3 separate regions of the Homo sapiens genome follow, and regions 2 and 3 are each linked to region 1. Evidence: chromatin loops called from intact Hi-C (ENCODE). Cell type or tissue: heart left ventricle. All regions are shown on one strand. Region 1 has its middle 17 kb from the start of LINC03080. Region 2 overlaps MEF2A (myocyte enhancer factor 2A). Region 3 overlaps MEF2A (myocyte enhancer factor 2A).

Region 1 (5,000 bases):
TGGGCGGGGGCTCAGAGGAAACCAGCGCCAGTGAGTCAGCCTGCAGTTCTGTTGGACAGAGTGTGGGCTGCCAGAGAAAACAAATTCCTCCAGCAGGTTTATCTCCTTGTGGAGGAGGCCTAATCAGCAGCACGAAGTGGCAAAGGAGGGAGGCCATATGCTCCTGACCTGGCTGAGCTGCCCATGCCCGGATTAGCTGGGTCAGCCAGGCCGAGCGCCTGGTTCCAGGATGGAGGCTCGCTTCTGGTGGGTCCTGGGTAGGGCAGAGGCCCCCGTACCAAGCCAGCCAGATCCATCCCATCCTAAACCCTCCAGGGGGATGGAGCTCCAACAGAAATGAGGAGGGGCAGAAAGGAGACAAATGAAAGCAAATGTGGGTGCAGAATTTCTGAGGTGCCACAGGAAACTTTCCACAGCCACATGCTGTGCTTTCAGTGGGAAATGTGTTAGGCTTGGCAATGCCAGGGAGGGCCACAGTGCAGGGGAGGTGAATGGTGGCTTCCGGATTTGTGCAGCGCACACTCTGCCCTGCCATCCCCGGGGCCCTGGATGGAAGGTCACAATTCTTTATCTATATGGCTTCAGTGATGTTAGGAGAGGCACATTCCCATCCTCAGCAGGTGCATTTGGAGAATCCATAGCACCTAAGAAAACAGGACAGGTGGGCCCTGCTCAGTGGAGCAAGTCACCTGCCCCTTAACAAGGACCACATGTAACCACCCTCAGTTCTTCCTCCACTCCTGCTTCCTTCTCCAGGGGTTCTCAGAGTGTGGCTCCCAGTCCGGCAGCACCAGCACCACCTGGGAACTTGATAGAAGTGCAAATTCTTGGGCCCTCCCAAGACCTGCTGGATGGGAAACTCTGGGGTGGGGCCTAGTTGTGTGTTTAATAGCCTCACCCCACCACCTTCCCCCAGGAAGAAGCATCTTTCTCCCCTACGCAGCCTGGGGACAGGCAGCTCTGGCCTTGGAATCACTAGGGGAACTTTTAAAAGTGCCCGTGCCTGGGTCTCACCCCTACAGATTCAGATTTCTCTGGTCTAGGTTTTAGCCTGGGCATCAGGATTTTTGGCTGTTTTGCAGGCTGAAAGTGCTTCTGTGTTCTGGGGTGCTGGGCTCAGGGTCATCACCTGGAACCACGAACCATGAGATGGAGGCTTGCACTTGACACCTTGCAGGTCTGACCCTCATGCCTGGGGAGACAGCTCAGCTCAAGAGAGGTGCTTGTCTTCGGCGTGCACCGGAATCATGCCTGGGGAGAGAGCTCAGCTCAAGAGAGGTGCTTGGTCTTCGGTGTGCACCAGAATCATGCCTGGGCTGTGAGGGGGGTGCCCAACCATGCAGATTCCTGGGAATCTTCCCCAGACATCCCAGTTTGGTAGGCCTGGAGTGGGGCTGGGGAGTGTGCATCGTGAGCAATGTCCTGGGTGATTCTGATGTGTGCTCAGGGATCTTCCCTTTGAGAGCCACAGAACAGGGACATCTGAATGAGGTTCTGCTTCCATCTCTACCACTCACCAGCCACAGGCCCCCAGCAAGCCCCTTCACCTATGGTTGCTTTGTGCGTAACTTGGGGAAAACAGCAGCCTCCCTGGACCCCTCAGCACAGTCCTGAGACCACATGGATCTGGGCAAGACTGGCCGCTGTGGATGGCAGGACAGACAGAAGGAACTGCTCGACTGTCCTCCGGCCACCTACAGTTGGCCTGCGTGGAAGGAGTAATACTTACTGAGACTGCCCAGCAGAGGTGGCGAGTGTCGTGGCCGAAAGACCAGGCCCAGAGTGCGTGGGTGCCACTCGCAGCTCCCAGCAGCCGCAGGGAGGGGGCTGTGGGTCCCAGGCAGGCTTTGGGGTGCAAGGCAGGAGAAGGGGCAGGCCCTGAGGTCCCAGGAGCTGGATCTGAGACCAAGAGGCTGCAGGCGCCAGGGAGCTCCTGTTTTCTGATGGGCTTCATGACCTTTGAGACTTCAAGTTCTGTTCAGCTGCCCCTGACCACAGCCGACCACAGCCACTGAACCTGACAGGAGTTTCGTTTTCTTATAGAGCAAGTCCAGAAGCAGGCAGGGCTGGTGGAGCCACATGAGGAAGTGCTGGGGATCCAGGCTCCTTTGAGCATCCGGCTCTGCCATCCCAAGCATAGACTCTGTCCTCAGAGTCGCCAGATGGCCACCCCCAGCCGGACTCCGCTTCTGCATTCAGGCAGGAAGCAGCGAGGAGACAGGGCGGTGGCTGTGTCTGGAACACCACACTTCCCCAGGCGTCCCGGCACCCTGCCACGTGCAACTCACTGGTCAAACTGGATCCCCTCCAGGTCTCAGCTTGGGGGAAAGCTGAGAAATGTGGCTGCCTGGAACAAAAACCAGGTGGTGAGGTGGGAGGTGGAGGCGGGGCAGGAGCGGAGTGGGCTCCTGTCTGGTCTCAGTGGACTCGATGCTCCTTGCCACCTTGGCCACACACAGCAGGGTCACAGTGACCCCACTCCCAGATGGCCACCGGGCAGAACAGGGCCTCCTGCTTCTCGACACTGGACTCACAAAGCCTATAACATATCCCCTGGCTAGAAAGAGCTCACTGAAGTCATCACAGCCAAGCAGTGTGACCTGGGATGCGTCTCTGTGCCCAAGAGCCATGGTTCCCCTGACATTCCCGACTACCCGTGGTGCTTCTAGGAATCAAGTGAGGATACGATTGTGAGAACAACTGAAGGGTTAAAAGGCTGGTAGAAGTACAGAGGATGAAGCCCTGACTCAACCATTGCCCACCTCCCTTCTTCCTCATCATCCCTCAATTCAGACCTAGGTAGGATTTGCCTCTGACCAGGTAGGATTTGCACTCTCACCCTCTTCAATTCTGTTGCTACCACGGGGCGCTCGTGTCTCCCTCCAGCAGTCACTGGCTCTGGAACGAGGGTCCGATGTCTCTGTGTCCCGCACACCGCCAGGCCCTGCGATTAGGTGGCAGGGCCTCTGCCCTGCTCCAGGCCGCATGGGTGTCTGAACTTGGCCGTCTCGTGGCCTTTCTCAATTAGCATTTCTTCACCTGTACAGAGGAGATAATAATGTTGCCTCAACCCAGGTGGAGGCTAGGAGGAAAGGCAAACAAAAGACCTAGCAATGGCAAACCTAAACAGCCCTGGAAATGCTTCATAATCAAAATGTTTTCTCCCTCTTTTGAAAGCAGAAATGGAGGGAGCATGTGAAGGATGGACAGAGGGGAGATGGGTCACTGCTTCCCTGGGCAGAAGGAGAGAGGAGGAGGAAAGGGGGAGGTGGGTTGCTGGAGGCAGGTCGGGAGGGGGCTGGGAGCAGCCCCTCTGTGAGGCTGTGAGGTGCATGAGAAGGGACCGGGTGGCCAAGGGACACTGCCACTCCACTCAGCAGGTATGTGCTCCAAGGCATTGTGTTACTACATGATTTTCAGGACACTGAGGGTGAGATGTCCCTCTCTGGGCTCTGCATGGTGGCCACCAGCTTCATAGGGGTGCTGGATGGGAGAGGACCGTGGGCATGACTCAATTCCACTTATTTAGGGGCAAGGAGGGCAGAGAGTGTCTAGAACCTCTGAGCAGGGAATTTGGGTTGCCACAGTGATCAGAGCCCCACTGCTGGGGCCTCCTCCTGGGGTGACCTGGAGGTTGTCCCAAGACCCTGCCTTCACCTTCACAGCCAAGAGGTTCAAACGGGGTTCATGAGACAGAACCGGCCTTCTGAAGGAGGACTCCAACGTCCTCTCCTCCCAATGCACAGTTTCATTCTTGGTTTTATAATGGCAAGTCTCTGGGTGCACAGGCTCCTGCAAGTCGGGCTCTGAGCTTTCTGGCTCGTCACAGGGAAGTCATAACCTTTCCACAGACACAGGTGTCAGCGTTCCTTTTGCACATCCTCTAGCTTAGGGGGAAGGAGCGGGAAGCTGAGGCTGAGGCTTGTGATTATGCAACCAGGAAAGGGCTGCTCTAGTGCCGAAAATAAGGGTTTGGAGCTCTGCTCTTAGACAGAAGGCTCAAGGGGCGGGGGTCTGGTCATTGTCTTCCAGTGGGTGGGAGCTTTGTTCTAAGCGTGGCTTATCCTTCCTGTGAGTAGCTGACCTCACTGCGGAGAGGCGGTGGTTGGAACGAAGCCAGAGAGACGGGGCTTAGACACAGGGAGTGGTTTCCCGACCGACAAGGTGAAGACAACAAACCACTGGCGTGGGTGGAGAAGAGTCTGGCCCAGGGATCATTTTCATAAATTATTATTTAAAAAATACTATAAAACCGATACTTGCACATGGTGCCCAAATGTGAACACTACGGTAGGGCTTCTCAAAGTGGGGCTCCTGGAGCAGCAGCAGCGGCTGCAGCCTTGCCTGGGAACTTGCTGGAAATGCAGATTCTGCCTCCTCCCCACCTCACCACTCACCGCCAGACCTGCTGAATCAGACACCCTGGGGGTGGGCCCAGCAGACTGTGTTTGAACAAGACCTCCAGGGGACCCTGAGGCACCAGAGTCTGAGAACCCTACGATACAGAGTGGAGACCACAGAAGGCAAACTTCTTACTCCCAGGGCCGTTGCCTGGAGGTACCTTCCTTTATTCACGTTCTCACACAGATGGGATCACTCCCAGCACCACACTGCTCAGCGCTCCACACTTTCACCTAATAAATAGATCTTAGATCCACCCACCTTTTGCCAACTCCAGAACTTAGGTATCAACCTCATTCTGCTTTTTTTTGTTTTGCTTTGTTTTGTTTTGTTTTGTTTTGAGACGGAGTCTTGCTGTGTTGCCCAGGCTGGAGTGCAATGGTGCGATCTTGGCTCACTGCAACCTCCGCCTCCTAGGTTCAAGTGATTCTCCTGCCTCTGCCTCCCAGGTAGCTGGGACTACAGTTATGCACCACCACGCCCAGCTAATTTTTTTTTTGTATTTTTAGTAGAGATGGGGTTTCACTATGTTGGCCAGGCTGGTTTCAAATTCCTAACTTCAGATGATCCACTCGCCTCGGCCTCCCAAAGTGCTGGGA
Region 2 (5,000 bases), 220 kb before region 1:
AGTTCTTAACATTACGGGGTTTTTTTGTTCTAAAATTTCCATTTTTTAAATAAATTTCAGTTCTCTGCTAAAATTCTCAATCTTTTTGTTTTTTAAATACCCTTGAACACAGTAAACACTGTTATATTAAAGTCAAAGTCTGTGCCTAGTAACTCCAAATTCTGGAGTTCCCAGGAGGCTGATTCCATTGTTTGTTTATTTCTGCAAGTTTTCATTTGCTTTATTTGTGTGTGTGCCTAGTTCAGCTTATGTGCCAAGTTAGAAATAATAAGGTCTGAGATGGTGTTTTATTTTATTTATTTATTTATTTATTTATTTTTGAGACAGCGTTTTGCTCTTGTCGCACAGGCTGGAGTGCAGTGGCATGATCTCGGCTCACTGCAACCTCCGCCTCCTGGGATCAAGTGATGCTCCTGCCTCAGCCTCCTGAGTAGCTGGGATTACAGGCACTTGCCACCACGTCCGGCTAATTTTTGTATTTTTAGTAGAGATGGGGTTTTGCCATGTGGGCCAGGCTTATTTTATTCTTCCAGAGACTATTTGCTTTTCCGGGCATTCTGGAACCCCTAAATCTAATTTCTAATCACTACGATCTAATTTTAACAAACTTTTGGGAGGTCAAGGCAGGCAGATCACCAGGTCGGGAGATTGAGACCATCCTGGCTAACACGGTGAAACTCCGTCTCTACTAAAAATACAAAAAAATTAGCCCGGCGTGGTGGCGGGCACCTGTAGTCCCAGCTACTCGGGAGGCTGAGGCAGAATGGCGTGAACCCGGGAGGTGAAGTTTGCAGTGAGCGGAGATGGCGCCACTGCACTCCAGCCTGGGCGACAAGAGCGAGACTCCGTCTCAAAAAAAAAAAAACAAAACTGTATGATGCATCTGTAAGATGTCACTACTGAGAAGAACTGTTTATCTCTGGTTTACTTTACTTCTAGAGTCCAGCCTTTTGGGGTGTCAACCCAATGTGAGAGAAGCATATTAGGCTCTCACAATTCTTGGTGGGCCCTGAACTTATTATTCTGTTGGGGGAATAAAAAAAAAAAGGGACACAAAAACAGTATGTAGGCATACAAACAACTAAAACAAGAGCTGAAAAAAAACCATAAATATTTGGAAATACACATACAAGAGTAGCAGCCCTAGTGTTTAACTGGTACAACCTTTATGTATTTTCCCACATTTAATTGTTTTCTGTTAAGTAAGACTCCACAATAGGTCTTATCTGTTTAATTCCATTAAAATATTTAATACTGTGGCAGATATAATTAGGCATTTATTCCTACTTTGTCATTAAATATTTTGTAACTTGTCTTAATAATATCTTTATTGATGTTTGTTTATTTCTTCCTCATCATTTTTATTAAGTCATTCAATCATCTCCATAATTTTTTTTTTTTTGAGAAGGAGTCTCACTCTATCGCCCAGGCTGGAGTGCAGTGATGCGATCTCAGCTCACTGCAACCACCGCCTCCCGGATTCAAGCAATTCTCCTCCCTCGGCCTCCCGAATAGCTGGGACTACAGGTGCACACTGCCACGCCCAGCTAAATTTTTTTGTATTTTAGTAGAGACAGGGTTTCACAGTGTTGCCCAGGCTGGTCACAAACTCTTCAGCTCAGGCAATCTGCCCACCTCGTCCTCCCAAAGTGCTGGGATTACAGGTGTGAGCCACGACGCCCGGCCAAGACAAATATGTTAATTATCTTTCTATCTGTAGAAGTAGATAGACCCACCATTTCTTTTCATTCTAGTCTCTCTGAAAACATTTCATGCTGTTGTAAGATAGAGTAGTTTGGTAACAGTCTAACTTTGGTAAGCAGGGAAGTTAGAGAAAGTCTCCCCTTAAGAAATTATCTTGATGTATTAGTGAAAGTACCCTTCAGAAGGAAATTTCCCAGAAAGCTTTATTTCAGGAACAACATTCCTTTGATCTCATATAGGATAGATACCTACAAAACAGAAGAGTAGGAATTCACTCACCCACTGGACTGCTTCCAGCTCCATTTGGCACTGTGAGGTCTGTAGTGCTCAACATCCCACCTAACAACGTTACGGAGAGAAGACAGAGGGCAGAGAATGAATATGAATTAGCTCTCTTTACCTAACTGAACGTGAACTGAATAGAGATAACTCTCACTCTAATCCTAAAAAGACACAAAAATAAAAACTAGCTCAGTCTGAAGTTGGCATTAACATGTAATCTGATGTAGTTATTATATCTCATATATATGAGTTTACCTTTCAAGCTTGATGTCGCCTTCAATACCAAATAGTGGTATTGCATCAATACCAAAATAGTACATACTGATAAAAACGGGGGCAGTGTGTAAGGAGTATGATTAAATCACTAAATTAAATCTAGGACTTAAGAGAGAGGAGACACTGCATTTCATAGACTAATACAATAAATGTAACATAAATTTTGCTGAATTAATGAAGTAATTCAGGCAGGAGGAGATGTAAAAGATACTCTAACTCCAATCAGGTAGTCTATCACCCATATTTCTAACATGAATGGCTCACACTCTACTTTAAATCCTTGCTTCTGATATCTAACTAAATTTTCTGCCTGTCAAAGTATGGCTTTCCCATGAGAAGGAAAGCATATAAATGGCAGGTTCTCAGTACTGTTCTACTTTGCATGACACAATGCTACACCCACAATTGATTTTCAAAAAAATACTTTAAAATGAGGCCAATTATGTATCAGTGATTCTTGCTCATCAAAGCAATAAAAGAATAGCAAAATAAGAAACTGCTTATGTTAGCAATGAATTTTTTCACCCTCTTTATTAAAGAACCAGCATAATAGGTATCACTACATACCTGCATTGCCAGTACTTGGTGGTCTCTGAGGAGCTCCAGGAGACACATTTCTATGTAATGTGGTTTGAGGTGGAGAGAGCATGCTTGAATCTGTTAACGTTGAGCTGGCTGCCAAAGATGGGGACACCAGTGAACTCCCTGGGTTAGTGTAGGACAAAGCATTGGGGCTGGTCACTGGAACTGTGACAGACATTGAAAAGTTCTGAGGTGGCAGACCAGGCTGTAAATAAAGAAAAAGAAGGAAAAAACTGTTGGTTTCGTATTCATCTACAAAGTAACTTTTGAACTTTAATTTGGCAAGGTAACTCAAGTTACTAAAAGTAGAGGATAGGGATAGGTTCTTAACCAATTTACAGATTAAAGCTATTTTCTTTAGAATTATGTTTGAACATGAATATGACTGACATGAGCCTTTTCAATTTCAACTTTATACATTAATATATACTAATGTCTATATTCTATATTTCAAATATTCATAAAGACAAATTTAAGAGGATAAACCTGATAATCAAGTAGTGTTGTCATATTTAGACATTACAAAATATATCACTGTCACCAAGTAAGCATAAATTGGCACTTCAATGTAAACCTTAATAACATTACATTTCTACTGAGAGATCCCAAATATAACGGAAGGAGAAAAGTGTGTACACATATTATTAACTTAATATGTCAAATCTGATAAATCATAAATATTCCCCATTCTGATTTAATTGACTAACTTTCTAAAGGGCAAAACTAAGAAAAAAAAAAAGTAATTATATACATAACAATGCAATTTGAGTTTAATGAAAATGCAAAGAAATCTAATCTAAACAACAAAATTAACTACTAACCAAGCCAGTAATAAAAGTAATAAAGTTTTTGGTATCTTCTTTAAATTGTATAAAGATTAAATTACAAATATTATAAATGCTAACCTTCCCTCCCTCCAAATTATTCCATATCCCCTTTTTTCTATTTTCTATTTTCATCTTGCATTTCCTCCACACACCATTTACAATATGCTTGTTAACCACGATAAATATATGTTGCTCTTTACAATTTAAAGTGGGAGAAAATAAAACAACTTTACTCTGCCCTCATTTTAAAAGACTAACATACAAAAATAAGGTAACACTGCTAATTCAAAGTTGGAAGAATATATTTTATTGTACTTTATTCAATAGTAGTTTATTTCATGTAGAAAAATTATACATCAACAAATATAAAAACAGTGGGTATATGACAATTTTTTTCAAAAGTAAAACACTTTTATTTGTGCGATATCTTTGCAGCTTTAACATTAACTGCAAGGTCAGCAACATCCCTTTATTTGCTACTGTATTGTTTTTAAGAATAATAATGGTATTTGCCCAAAAGTAACTCCTTAAGGCTATTTTTTTGTGAGCTGGCTTCTTATACAGGTTGAGCATCCCTAATCTGAAAATCCAAAATCCAAAACTTTCTGAGCACCAACATGATGCCATAGAGAATTCCAAACCTGACATGTGGAAATGCAGGCATACAATACACAGTTTATTCAGTGTCTCCAAGGGGAAAAGGACCGTTCCAGTCTGCCATCAGCTTCAATATATCTTTTCTGTGCACACCCAGATTCCCTCACACAAGCACATCCACAAAGGGTAATAAAATGGCACGTGTGTAGGCTACACATGCTAACAGCAGGTTCCCAATGATGCTCCACATGGAGCCAAGACCTATGACATGGGTAGCTGAGACAGAGACATCTTTGCTTTCTGATGGTTCCATGTACACAAACCTTGTTTCATGTACAAAATTATGAAAAATATTGTATAAAACTTCCTTCAGTCCATGAGTATGTAAGGTATGTATGAAACATTAATAAATTTAATGTTTAGACTTGGGTCCCATCCCCAAGATACTATACATATGCAAATATTCCAAATTTTGAAAAAAATCCCAAATCTGAAACACTTTCTAGTCCCAAGCATTTCCAATAAGGAATACCCAACCTGTAATACAGGACTACTCTGAAGAAATGATCCATCATGCATACTTTAGGGCACAGTTTTGAAAGAATTAACTCTGATGCTAAAATAAATATCAGCATTGAAACTAATTTGTTCAAGGGCGGCTGACCTACATATACAGAATTAGGAAATCAGATCCAGAATAACTGTTTTAAGTAGCTCTTGCCAATGGAGCTT
Region 3 (5,000 bases), 230 kb before region 1:
TTTGGAATACTTGTATACTTATTGGCTGAGCATCCCTAAACCTGAAAATCCAAAATCCTCCAATTGACACTTCTGAGAATCACGTCAGTGCTCAAAATGTTTCAGATTTTAGAGCATTTTGTATTTGGGATACTCAACCTGTGGTAACTAATGAAGTACCTTGGGATATCTTAAAAATAAGCAAAGGAAGACAAGCAAAGTCTGAAATACATATAAAGCTTAAGACTAATGATACTTGTACAGCATTACTCCTTGGACCTGCTGAAAGAGATTTAACACACAACACATTTCTGGCCAGGTGCAGTGGCTCACGCCTGTAATCCCAGCACTTCGGTATGCCGAGGAGGGTGAATCACTTGAGGTCAGGTGTTTGAGACCAGCTTGGCCAACATGTTGAAACCCCGTCTCTACTAATAATACAAAAATTAGCTGGATGTGGTGGCGCCCGCCTGTGATCCCAGCTACTCAGGAGGCTGAGGCAGGAGAATCACTTGAACCCGGGAGACGGAGGTTGCCGTGAGCTGAGATCATGCCCCTGCACTACAGCGTGGGTGACAGAGTGAAACTGTGTCTCAAAGAAACAAACAAGCAAAAGACCACATTTCTAAGAGGGCATCTCATACTGGGGACTAAAATAATGGAGGTATTATAGAAAAATGTCTGAGACCAGCCTATTCATTCACTCTTGTGAGAGCAAAGGCACTGCTACCACTAAGTTCTGAGTAGTGAACTAGGTATCAGAGCAGCTTCTTAACTGCAGCTTATTCAGCACTCATTTCTAATGCCCCGTTTTCACCACGTACTTCTTCCTTATGGCTCTACTTCTACTGAGTCTGTTTCTTCAGCTTCACTGAGGTCCTTATTAAATATTTCTGATTTATCTCACTTTAATCATCTTATTCCTAAACTTTCCCTAACAGAACCTTCCATCTCCCTTAATGAAATGAGGAAAAATGCACATTGTGATATATGCTCTATGTATATAATACTTTTGGGTACTAGTTGAGATATAAAATACGTATGAAACCATCCTGTTTTCATGAATACTGTAGTCAGTCATTCTACTTCTTCCCATGTATAGCAACCACGTGGACTGGGTGGGGCTGACTCTCTGCAACCCTCCCTCCAGCCCCCAGATGAACTTAGTGATAGGCATTTGACTCAGGTCATTCTCGCTCACCACAGTGACTGGATGTGGTAATGACCAATCAGAACCCGGGTAAAACAACTCTTCCATGATTATCAGGAGGCTCTCACATTCCCTAAACTGTGCCTGAGGAAGCATTTTATTTTTATTTATTTATTTATTTACTTTTCAGACGGAGACTTGCCCTGTTGCCCAGGCTGGAGTGCAGCAGCGCGATCTCGGCTCACTGCAAGCTCCACCTCCTGGGTTCACGCCATTCTCCTGCCTCAGCCTCCTGAGTAGCTGGGACTACAGGCGCCCGCCACCACGCCCGGCTAATTTTTTGTGGTATTACCAGAGACAGGGTTTCACCGTGTTAGCCAGGATGGTCTTGATCTCCTGACCTCATGATCTGCCCGCCTCGGCCTCCCAAAGTGCTGGGATTACAGGCATGAGCCAACGTGTCCGGCCAGCATTTTATTAAGTCATTTTGAGACTCAGAAGAAGGCCAGAATGAGGAAAAAGCTGATACAAAAAGGAGAACAGCAAACAAATGATGTAAAATCCCTGATTAAACCATGCTTGTAGTCTGTACCACTTCTGGATCTTTCGGTTACATGTAAGTTAATACATCCCCTATACAATTTAAGCCTGAGGTAGTTTTCTGTTAGTTGCAACTGATACTATCCTAATAGAAACAGCTATTATTCACCAGCTTGCAGTCCAACAGCAGAGATAATGACAAGTAAAAAGTAGATAAGTAACCAGTGTACAGAAACATATAATGTGCATTTATAAAACAGAGATTACAGTGTGGTATTTCAATTTCAAAGTAAATCACAAATAAAGCAGAGAAGAATAAAAGATAAGTGTTTATTACAAAGCTGGCAAAGAACAAAATATTCAGAATAGTGAACCAGAGGTTCCTGATGAGCCAAACAGGCCTCTTAAGTTCTCTGGGGAGGACTCAGCATTCACATGTCATTAAGACTAGCAACTGCCTAAAATTGGAAATCATAGAAGTACCTTTACTATTTGGAAATTAAAAAAATTCAAATATCTATTATGTATACAGTACTGTGCCCCTGGGAGGGTATATGTAGAGAAACCATAAAAAGCCTACAGGTCTTCAAGTAGCTTTTCATCTAGTTAGCAAGAGCAGGCATATCACATAGGCATGAATATACCAAAATTATACTCACAATATGGGCAAACTAGAGGTAACCACACAAAATTTACAATGAAATAGAAAGCACTGATAACAAATCTATCAGCTTAATTAGGAAAGCCTTTGTGGGATTAACTACTGAGCAGTCTGAAATGAGAGAAGAACAGAAGAAAAGAGAAGGCAGGCATTATGGATAAATGTGAGAAAAACACGTTAAAGCACGAATGAACAAGGTGTGAGTGAGGAATGGCAGAGCAGATAAGCCTGGATAATCCACAGCTTCAGGGACCATCAGAAGGAAAAAGTAGCTGTATTTGTTCTGCTCCTTTCATTCTAGTATAAAGCCAAAAAGAAAACTTCAGAATTCACGAAAAATAAGCAGACACTAGGTGTTACAAATACACACACACACCCACACACCCCTGTATTAATACACGTGCAAGGACTAACAAAAACTGAGTGTCTGCTGTGTGCTTAACACTGGTCTAAAATTCGTCCTAATAATCTCATCCTGACAAGACTGCATTCTGAGACGTAAAATGGTTTGCCTCTGGGTCAGATGTGGTAGCTGATGCCTGTAATCCCAGAACTTTGGGAGGCTGAGGTGGGCAGATCGCTTGAGCCCAGTTCAAAACCAGCCTGGGCAACATGGTGAAACCCCGTCTCTACAAAAAAAAAAAAAAAAAAAAAAAAAGAAAAATTAATAGGACATGGTGGTGTGCACCTGTAGTCCCAGAAACTAAGGAGGCTGAGGTGAGCCCAGGAGGCAGAGGTTGCAGTGAGCCAAGACCACGCCACCACATTCCAGCCTAGGTGACAGAATTAATCCAATCGAACAAAGACAAATTAAAAAAAAAATCAAAAAACAAAAATGAACAAAGCCTCCAAAAAATTTGAGATTACGCTAAACAGCCAAACCTAAGAATAAGTGGTGTTCTTGAGGAAGAAGAGAAATCTAAAAGTCTGGAAAACATATTTGAGAAAATAATTGAGGAAAACTTCCCTGGCCTCACTAGAGATCTAGAAATCCAAATACAAAAAGCTCAAAGACCTGGGAAATTCATTGCAAAAAGATTGTCACCCAGGCACACAGTAATCAGATTATCTAAAGTGAAGACAAAGGGAAGAATCTTAAGAGCTGAGAGGCAAAAGCATCAGGTAACCAACAAAGGAAAACTTAACAGATTAACAGCAGATTTCTCTCCAGAAACCCTACAAGCCAGAAGAGATTGGGGTCCTATCTTTAGCTTCCTCAAACAAAATAATTGCCGGTCAAGAGTTCTGTACCCAGCAAAACTAACCTTCATGAATGAAGAAGAGAGAGTCTTTTTCAGACAAACAAATGCTGAGAGAATTCACCACTACTAAGCCAGCACAACCAAGAAATGCTAAAAGGAGTTCTAAATCTTGAAACAAAACCTGAAAATACACCCTCCTTAAATCATAAATCTCACAGGGCCCATAAAACAACAGCACAATGAAAAAAAAAGTATTCAGGCAACAACTAACACAATGATTAATAAAATAGTACCTCACATCTCAATATTAACGTTGAATATAAATGGCCTAAATGTTCCACTTAAAATATACAGAATGGCAGAATGGTTAAAAATCCACCAAGTATCTGCTGTCTTCAACACACTCACCTAACATGTAAGGACTCACATAAAGTAAAGGGGTGGAAAAATATACTAGAAAATCTAGAGGAGATGGATAAATTCCTGGAAATATACAACCCGCCTAGGTTAAATGAGGAAGAAATAAAAACTCTGCATGGACCAATAACAAGCAGCGAGACTGAAACAGTAATTTTAAAAACTGCTAATAAAAAAAAAGTCCAAGACCAGATGAATTCAGAGCCGAATTCTATCAAGCATTCAAAGAAGAACTAGTACCAATCTTATTTTACCATTCCAAATGACAGAGTAAGAAAGAATCCTTCCTAAATCATTCTATGAAGCCAGTATCACCCTAATACCAAAACCAGGAAAGGATATAACAAAAGTAAACTACAGACCAATACCCATGATGAGCACAGGTGCAGAAATCCTCAACAAAATAACAGGTGACCGAATCCAACAGCATATCAAAAGATAATACACCATGATCAAGTGGGTTTCATACTAGGGATGCAGGGATGGTTTAACATACACAAGTCAATAAGCAAAACTGGCACAGAAGGGGCATATCTTAAAGTAATAAAAGCCATCTATGACATCTTTACTGGATTCAGTAAAGTTTCAGGACACAAAATCAACAGCACTGCTATACACCAACAATGACCAAGCTGAGAATCAAATCAAGAACTCAACGCTTTTTGCAACAGGTGCAAAAAAAAAAAATACTTAGGAACATAACTAACCAAGGAGGTGAAAAATTTCTACAAGGAAAACTATGAACCACTGCTGAAAGAAATCACAGATGACACAAACAAATGGAAACACATCTCATGCTCACGGATGGGTAGAATAAATATTGTGAAAATGGCCATACTGCCAAAAGCAATCTACAAATTCAATGCAATTCCCATCAAAATACCACCATCATTCTTCACAGAACTAGGGGGGAAAAAAATCCTAAAATTCCTATGGAACCAAAAGAGCCTGCATAGCCAAAGCAAGACTAAGCAAAAAGAACAAATCTGGAGGCATCACATTATTTCCATTTCAAACTATACTACAAGACTATAGTTACCAGAAAAGCAAG

What was found. Peaks named below come from ENCODE experiments on the same cell type or tissue, not always from the same donor. Only the 100,000 strongest peaks of a DNase experiment are listed, where the experiment ranks them.
Region 2: a loop joins it to region 1, with 1.9 times the contacts of the local background. A loop is called at or near these places in 3 of 110 quality-filtered maps.
Region 3: it touches region 1 in a loop (2.1-fold over the local background); 3 of 110 quality-filtered maps call a loop at or near these places.

What each region holds. Positions count from the first base shown.
Region 1 is chr15:99,450,124-99,455,123 of GRCh38, reverse strand. No RefSeq gene overlaps it. Among named protein-coding and RNA genes, the nearest start is that of LINC03080, 17 kb to the right of the region's middle. RefSeq lists an enhancer at 1,887-2,196. In heart left ventricle, no CTCF peak of the experiment used is centred here; DNase peaks (open chromatin) are centred at 1,683, 2,223, 4,083, 4,327 and 1 weaker place; H3K4me3 peaks cover 428 bases; H3K27ac peaks cover 4,828 bases.
Region 2 is chr15:99,672,442-99,677,441 of GRCh38, reverse strand. It overlaps MEF2A (myocyte enhancer factor 2A), which reads right to left. Exons shown (of 12, transcript NM_001319206.4): 6 at 2,830-3,049; 7 at 1,984-2,043. Among named protein-coding and RNA genes, the nearest start is that of LYSMD4, 58 kb to the left of the region's middle. In heart left ventricle, no CTCF peak of the experiment used is centred here; no DNase peak of the experiment used is centred here; H3K27ac peaks cover 40 bases.
Region 3 is chr15:99,685,073-99,690,072 of GRCh38, reverse strand. The region is part of intron 7 of MEF2A (myocyte enhancer factor 2A); the gene reads right to left. Among named protein-coding and RNA genes, the nearest start is that of LYSMD4, 46 kb to the left of the region's middle. In heart left ventricle, no CTCF peak of the experiment used is centred here; no DNase peak of the experiment used is centred here.